2 separate regions of the Homo sapiens genome follow, and region 2 is linked to region 1. A link is a loop called in an ENCODE intact Hi-C map of the cell type or tissue named here. Cell type or tissue: mammary epithelial cell. All regions are shown on one strand. Each heading gives the region's core, and the rest is flanking DNA. Links, peaks and the distances in the headings are about the cores only.

Region 1 (2,920 bases), core at 192-2,691:
TGCCAAAGATGCAGTTGAGAAAATAAAAAGACTGGCACAGAGGCAAGGCACAGACTGGGGAAAAAATTGCAAATCACATATCTGACAAAGACTCGTTTCCAGAGTGTATATATAATATGTCTCTCTCTATATAATGACATGTTAAAACTCAGTAATAAGAAACAACCCAATCTTACAAACGGGCAAAATATCTGAACAGATATTTCTTTAAGAAGATATCAATAGCAAATAAATATAAAAGAGGTGTTCAGCATCATTTGTTATCAGAAAAATGTAAATGAAAACCATAATGTGATAGCACTACACACCTATCAGAATTTCTGGAATAGAGAAAAACGTGGCAGTATGGTGAGATGCAAAGCAACAGGAACTCTCATTCATTGCTGTTGAGCATACTAAATAGCACAACCAGGTTGGAGGACAATTTGGAAATTTCTTATAAAGTTAAACATATACTTACCACATGATCCAGAAATCCCAATCCAAGGCATTTATCCAAATGAGTTGAAAACTAATGTTCATACAAAAATTCATATAAAAATGTGTATAACAACTTTATTCACAGTCATTCCAAACGAGAAACAGCTGCAATGTCCTTCAGTAGGTAATGGAATAAGGAACTGTGATATATCCGTACAGTAGGCTATTGCTCAACAATAAAAATGAATGCATTATCGATTTACACAACAACACGGATCTTAAATGCATTCTGTAAGTGAAACAAGCCAGACCCAAAAGGCTACATATTATATGATTTCATTTTTATGACATCGTGTAAAAGGCACAACTATAGGGATAGAAAACAGGTCAGTGGTTCAGTGGTTAGCAGGGTTGAGGGAAACGGGAGAGGTTTTCTACAAAGGGACTGGATGAGAAGTAATTTTTAGCATGATGAAACGGTTCTATACATTACTTGGGCAGGTGGATACATGGCTCTATGCATTTTCAAACCCCATAGAACAGTAGTCTACAAAGAGTGAACTTTACTGTATGCAAATTGAAAAAAAAATCAACGAGGATGTTTAGGGGGAGATCCCAATAGGCAACACAGAAAAAAGTTATTTGCTGAGCAGCAACTTTTAAAGGTGCCAGAGAGTTAAAACAAAAGAAAACAAAACAAAAAAACAAAACAGCAATAAATATAGTGGCATGACTTCAAAAAAGTTCATTTATAATTTCTTCACTTGTGTCCACTGTGGTGAATTCTGTCAATGTGAGCTCCTGAAAAGCAAGGCCTGTGTTTGTCTCCCTCTGTAGGCCCACGCTTTACAGTACAGCATTTCTCAAATGAGTTATAGGCAGACCCCCCCCCCTACACTGTTAGGGAGAAAACAAACCTCCCGTGGACTTCTAATGCTAAAGTCTTTTATTATCTTGTTTTAAACATATGTTTAAACATACAAATATATAAATGCTTGTGTTTACAATTCTTATACACCTAGGAGACCATAACAAAATTATGAATTAGACACAAAGAACTGGAGCCCCAGTAAAGCTCAATCTGATAACATTCATTGGTGAAACTCAATCACTGCTCACAATGTGACTCTGCTCCTGAGGCCTGTGGTCTAGTCTTGGAAGTGGGCAGCCATGATAAATGTTGGAACTCAAATGTTTCCACCTTTATTCTCTCTTCTAATGATTACACAAACATCATTTTCACAGCAAACCTTGATGTTGTATAGGATGGCTTGAAGAAGTTGAAAATCACTTCCTACATCAGCACCATCAAAACTACTACTAGACCTTGTTATGATTTTCCTGTTCCCACCTGCATCTAACCTGTGATAAACAAAATTTAGTTTATGTTAAATTTGGCCCTTGTCCTCTAAGGAGTGTTAAGTGTGAAGCCATCACAGTGTTGCTGATGAACAGAATTTACCTCTGTTCGAAGAGCGAGGACTCTGTGATTATGTGGGAAGGCTCTGCTGTCTTTGTCTTCAGTCTTTGCCTGCTTTAGCAAATTCTGATAGGAGGAAGATGCAAACACCACTCTCAGGTGGGATTTCAAAATCCTGCACCATCAAACTGATCTGTTTTGAACTATATGGAGCTCTCTAAGGTTACAATAATTCTTTCTACTGTGCTTTCAATACTGAAAAAAAAAATCACTTATTAGTGGACAATTCAACAAGCAATTTAAATAGAAATTATTTTTAAAAACATGCTTGACACATAGCCAGACATAGTGGCACATGGCTGTAGTCCTAGCTACTTGGGAGGCTGGGGCTTGATCCCAGGAGGTAAAGGGCAGCTTGGATAACATAGCGAGACCCTGTTTCAAACAAAACAAATGTTTTGTTTGAAATGCTTGACAACTAATTATGTTGATTACCTATGATTTGGAGAAATCCATGCTATAACAATGAATAGTCAAGCGTTCACTCTGGAGTAATCCAACACTTTGCTGTATTCCATATGAAAATAAAACATGCCTTTGAATTTTTACAAGGATGCAGCCAGCTTTTGTTTGAATCTGTGAAATGGCAAGTTTGGGGCTGGACTAGGACTGTATCAGGGAAAGAAGCTGTTTGGCATGTTTTTTTTTTCTGTAGTGTTGAGCATTGCTGCTTGTTGGGCAGCTCAAAGGACAAGATATTCAAAGATCTCCCTGCCAGCAGGTGCCTCCAACGCCACACTTGAGAAGTGGATATGCGTGAGCCAAGTCCTGGCAGCCACACTCACCAGCCACGTAGTCCTTGGGGACATCACCAGACTCCTCGTGCTTCTGCTTCCTCACCAGTAATGAGTTTTAAATGGGAAGATGCAGGGAACATGCTGAGAAGAAAGCTTAGCACACAGGACATGCTCTATCATGTTAGCTCTTCTTACTGACACACTTAACACATTGGATTACAGTCACCCATCTCCTATTTTTGCTTTAAACCTAACTGGTCTATCAGTTCTTGAGGAGCAGGGA
Region 2 (2,920 bases), core at 167-2,666, 730 kb before region 1:
TATTGTGAACCACACACGTGAGGGATCTAGGTTGCGTGCTCTTATGAGAATCTAACTAATCCTTGATGATCTGAGGTGGAGCAGTTTCATCCCGAAACCATCCACACACACACCCACCACCCTGCTGCCTCTCTCCCCCGGCACTCCTGCCCCTGTCCGTGGAAACATGGTCTTCCACAAAACCGGCCCCGGAAGGATGAGGACTGCTGCTCTAGAGCCCCTGGAAGCAAGAACCCCTTAATCTCAGACTTCCTGGCCTTAGAACTGTGAGAGAATAAATTTCTGTTGTTTTAAGCCGCCAAGTTTGTGGTGATGTGTTACAGCAGCCCCAGGAAACCGATACGGTCATCTTTAATGTTTCTCTTATTTCTCTTTCTGTGGAGCCTTACCTCCAGTCTCTCAGTAAATCCTGTTGGCCCTATCTTCAAAATATACCCAGAATCTGCCCACATCTTACCACCTCCATAGCTACCTGCTTGGGCTGAGCTCTCAGCATCTCTTGCCTGGAGTATTGCAGTCCTACTAGTCTTCCTGATCCTGCCCTTGACACCCCCGCCTCCAACCCCTGGTGATCCTTTTAACATGGAAGTTGGATCATATCATTCCTCTAGTTACTGTCTCAGAGTATGAGTCAAACTCTTACAAATAATGGGGCCAGGCAGGGTGGCTCACGCCTGTAATCCCAGCACTTTTGAAGGCTGAGGTGGGCAGATCACTTGAGGTTAGGAGTTTGAGACCAGCCTGGCCAACATGGTGAAACGCTGTCTCTACTACTACTACTAATAATAATAATAAAACCTAGCTGGGCATGGTGGTGGGTGCCTGTAGTCCCAGTTACTCGGGAGGTATAGCAGAAGAATCACTGGAACCCAGGAGGCAGAAGTTGCAGTGAGCCGAGATTGTGCCACTGCACTCCAGCCTAGGTGACAGAGCGAGACTCCGTCTCAACCTTCATGATCTGGGCTGCTTCTGTGATGTTTCTAACCTCTTCTTAGACTGTCTCTCTGCTGCTGCTTACCTTTTCAGCCACAATGGCCCCTTTGCTTTTCCTTAAACACCCCATTCATGTTTCTGCCTCAGGGCCTTTGCACTGACTTTTTATTTTGTCTGAAACACTCTTCCTGCAGATACCTAAATAGCTAACTCCCTAATCTCATTCAAGTCTTACTCAAATACCATCCTCTCAGTGAGGTCTCCCCTGACCACCTTATTTAAAAATACAACCCTGAAACACTCTTCTTCTTCCTCCTTCTTTGCTTTATTTTTCTCCATAGCTCTTATTGCCATATAAATACCATATATCTTACTTGCTTATTTACTTATTGTTTTTCTCCACCTGCTAGAAGGTGAGATCCCTGTGACTAGGGAACTGGGGAGATCTTTTTCTGTTCACTGCTGTAACTCCAGCCTCTAGAACAATGCTTGGCATGTAGTACGTACTCAACTCAGTAAATATTTGTTTAATGAATAATTGAAGGTCAGACAGCCTCAATGCATGGTCTACAGAAATAAATGCAATAAGATGACGCATCCTATCTGCTGTCTCATGCTCCCTCTCATCTTCTGGAGACAAAGAAGAGGGAGAGATACGTGTGCCATCAGAAGCTGCACTTTAAAAAATTAATTAACAATTGTGGAAAAGTATACATAACATTAAATTTACCATCCTAACTTTTTTTTTTTTTTTTTTTTTGGAGACAGAGTCTATCTCTGTTGCCCAGGCTGGAGTGCAGTGACGTGATCTCGGCTCACTGTAACCTCTGCCTCCTGGGTTCAAGCGATTCTCGTGCCTCAGCCTCCTGTGTAGCTGGGATTACAGGCATGCGCCACCATGCGTGGCTAATTTTTTTGTATTTTTAGTAGAGATGGGTTTCACCATGTTGGCCAGGCTGGTCTTGAACTCCTGACATCAAGTGATCTGCCCACCTTGGCCTCCCAAAGTGTTGGGATTATAGGTGTGAGCCACCGCGCCTGGCCCATACTAACCATTTTTCAGTCTGCAACTCAGTAGTAAGTACATTCACATTGTTCAACTAATCTCCAGAACTTTTTCATCTAGCAAAACTGAAATACATCCATTACACACTAACTCCATTCCCTTTTTCCCCTAGCCCTTGGCAACCACCCTCCCTTCTACTTTCAGTTTCTATAAATGTGACTAGTCTAAGTACCGCATATAAATGGAATCATACAATATTTGTTGTTTTGTGACTGGCTTATTTCACTTAGCATCATGCCTTCAATGTTCATCCACGTAGCATGTATCAGAATTTCCTTCCTTTTTAAGTTGAAAGCTGTACTTTTGAGTGACACCTATTATTCCACCTGGGCTTCCCTGGAGTGATCCAGTTCCCTCATTACTTTCATGGCTGGTCCAGCACAGCACAGGTGACTAAACTTGACTTCAGGGGGAAGCAATGAGGTTGAAAACTTCGTGTCATGGGGTGTCCCACGAGCTCTGTTTCCTGTGGTGTCAGTTGGCTTTGCTGGCCATAATGAACTCGGGCCCGCTGCTTGGGCGTGCAGAGGGGACCTTGCAGGCTTCTAGGTTAGAGCAAACCTTTTCCCTGCCACACAGCCTTTCCGGTACCCACACAGTCTTTGGCATGATCTTTTGAAGGAGATTTGCCCCCGTTTCAGTGGGTGCAAGTCAACTCATCATTCCACGAGATGATTTTGATAAGCCTTGAGAATTCACTCCAATGTCAAGCAGTCTGTCAGACCAGAATTAAAGTCCTTTCATAATGAATCTGTCTCCAGGAGAAGTGATTGTTCTGGCTTAGGCAGAAGGAGAGAAATGGGGCAAAGAAGAGTAATTCTCATTGCTGATAGTCAGGTCCAGGGAAGGCTGTTTAGTAACTGAGGGAGAAGGATTATATATATATATAAACATTTTTTTGAGACACAGCCTCGCTCTGTC

Evidence for each region. Peaks named below come from ENCODE experiments on the same cell type or tissue, not always from the same donor. Only the 100,000 strongest peaks of a DNase experiment are listed, where the experiment ranks them.
Region 2: it touches region 1 in a loop (18-fold over the local background); 2 of 110 quality-filtered maps call a loop at or near these places.

What each region holds. Positions count from the first base shown.
Region 1 is chr4:140,325,341-140,328,260 of GRCh38, forward strand. All of the region lies in intron 2 of SCOC-AS1 (SCOC antisense RNA 1), which reads right to left. It also overlaps a transcript of SCOC not described here. Among named protein-coding and RNA genes, the nearest start is that of SCOC-AS1, 47 kb to the right of the region's middle. In mammary epithelial cell, for the core only: a CTCF peak has its summit at 1,248; no DNase peak of the experiment used is centred there.
Region 2 is chr4:139,598,713-139,601,632 of GRCh38, forward strand. It overlaps LOC105377622 (a long non-coding RNA gene), which reads right to left. Exons shown (of 6, transcript NR_171655.1): 6 at 1-2,859. Among named protein-coding and RNA genes, the nearest start is that of QKILA, 23 kb to the right of the region's middle. In mammary epithelial cell, for the core only: no CTCF peak of the experiment used is centred there; a DNase peak (open chromatin) is centred at 1,489.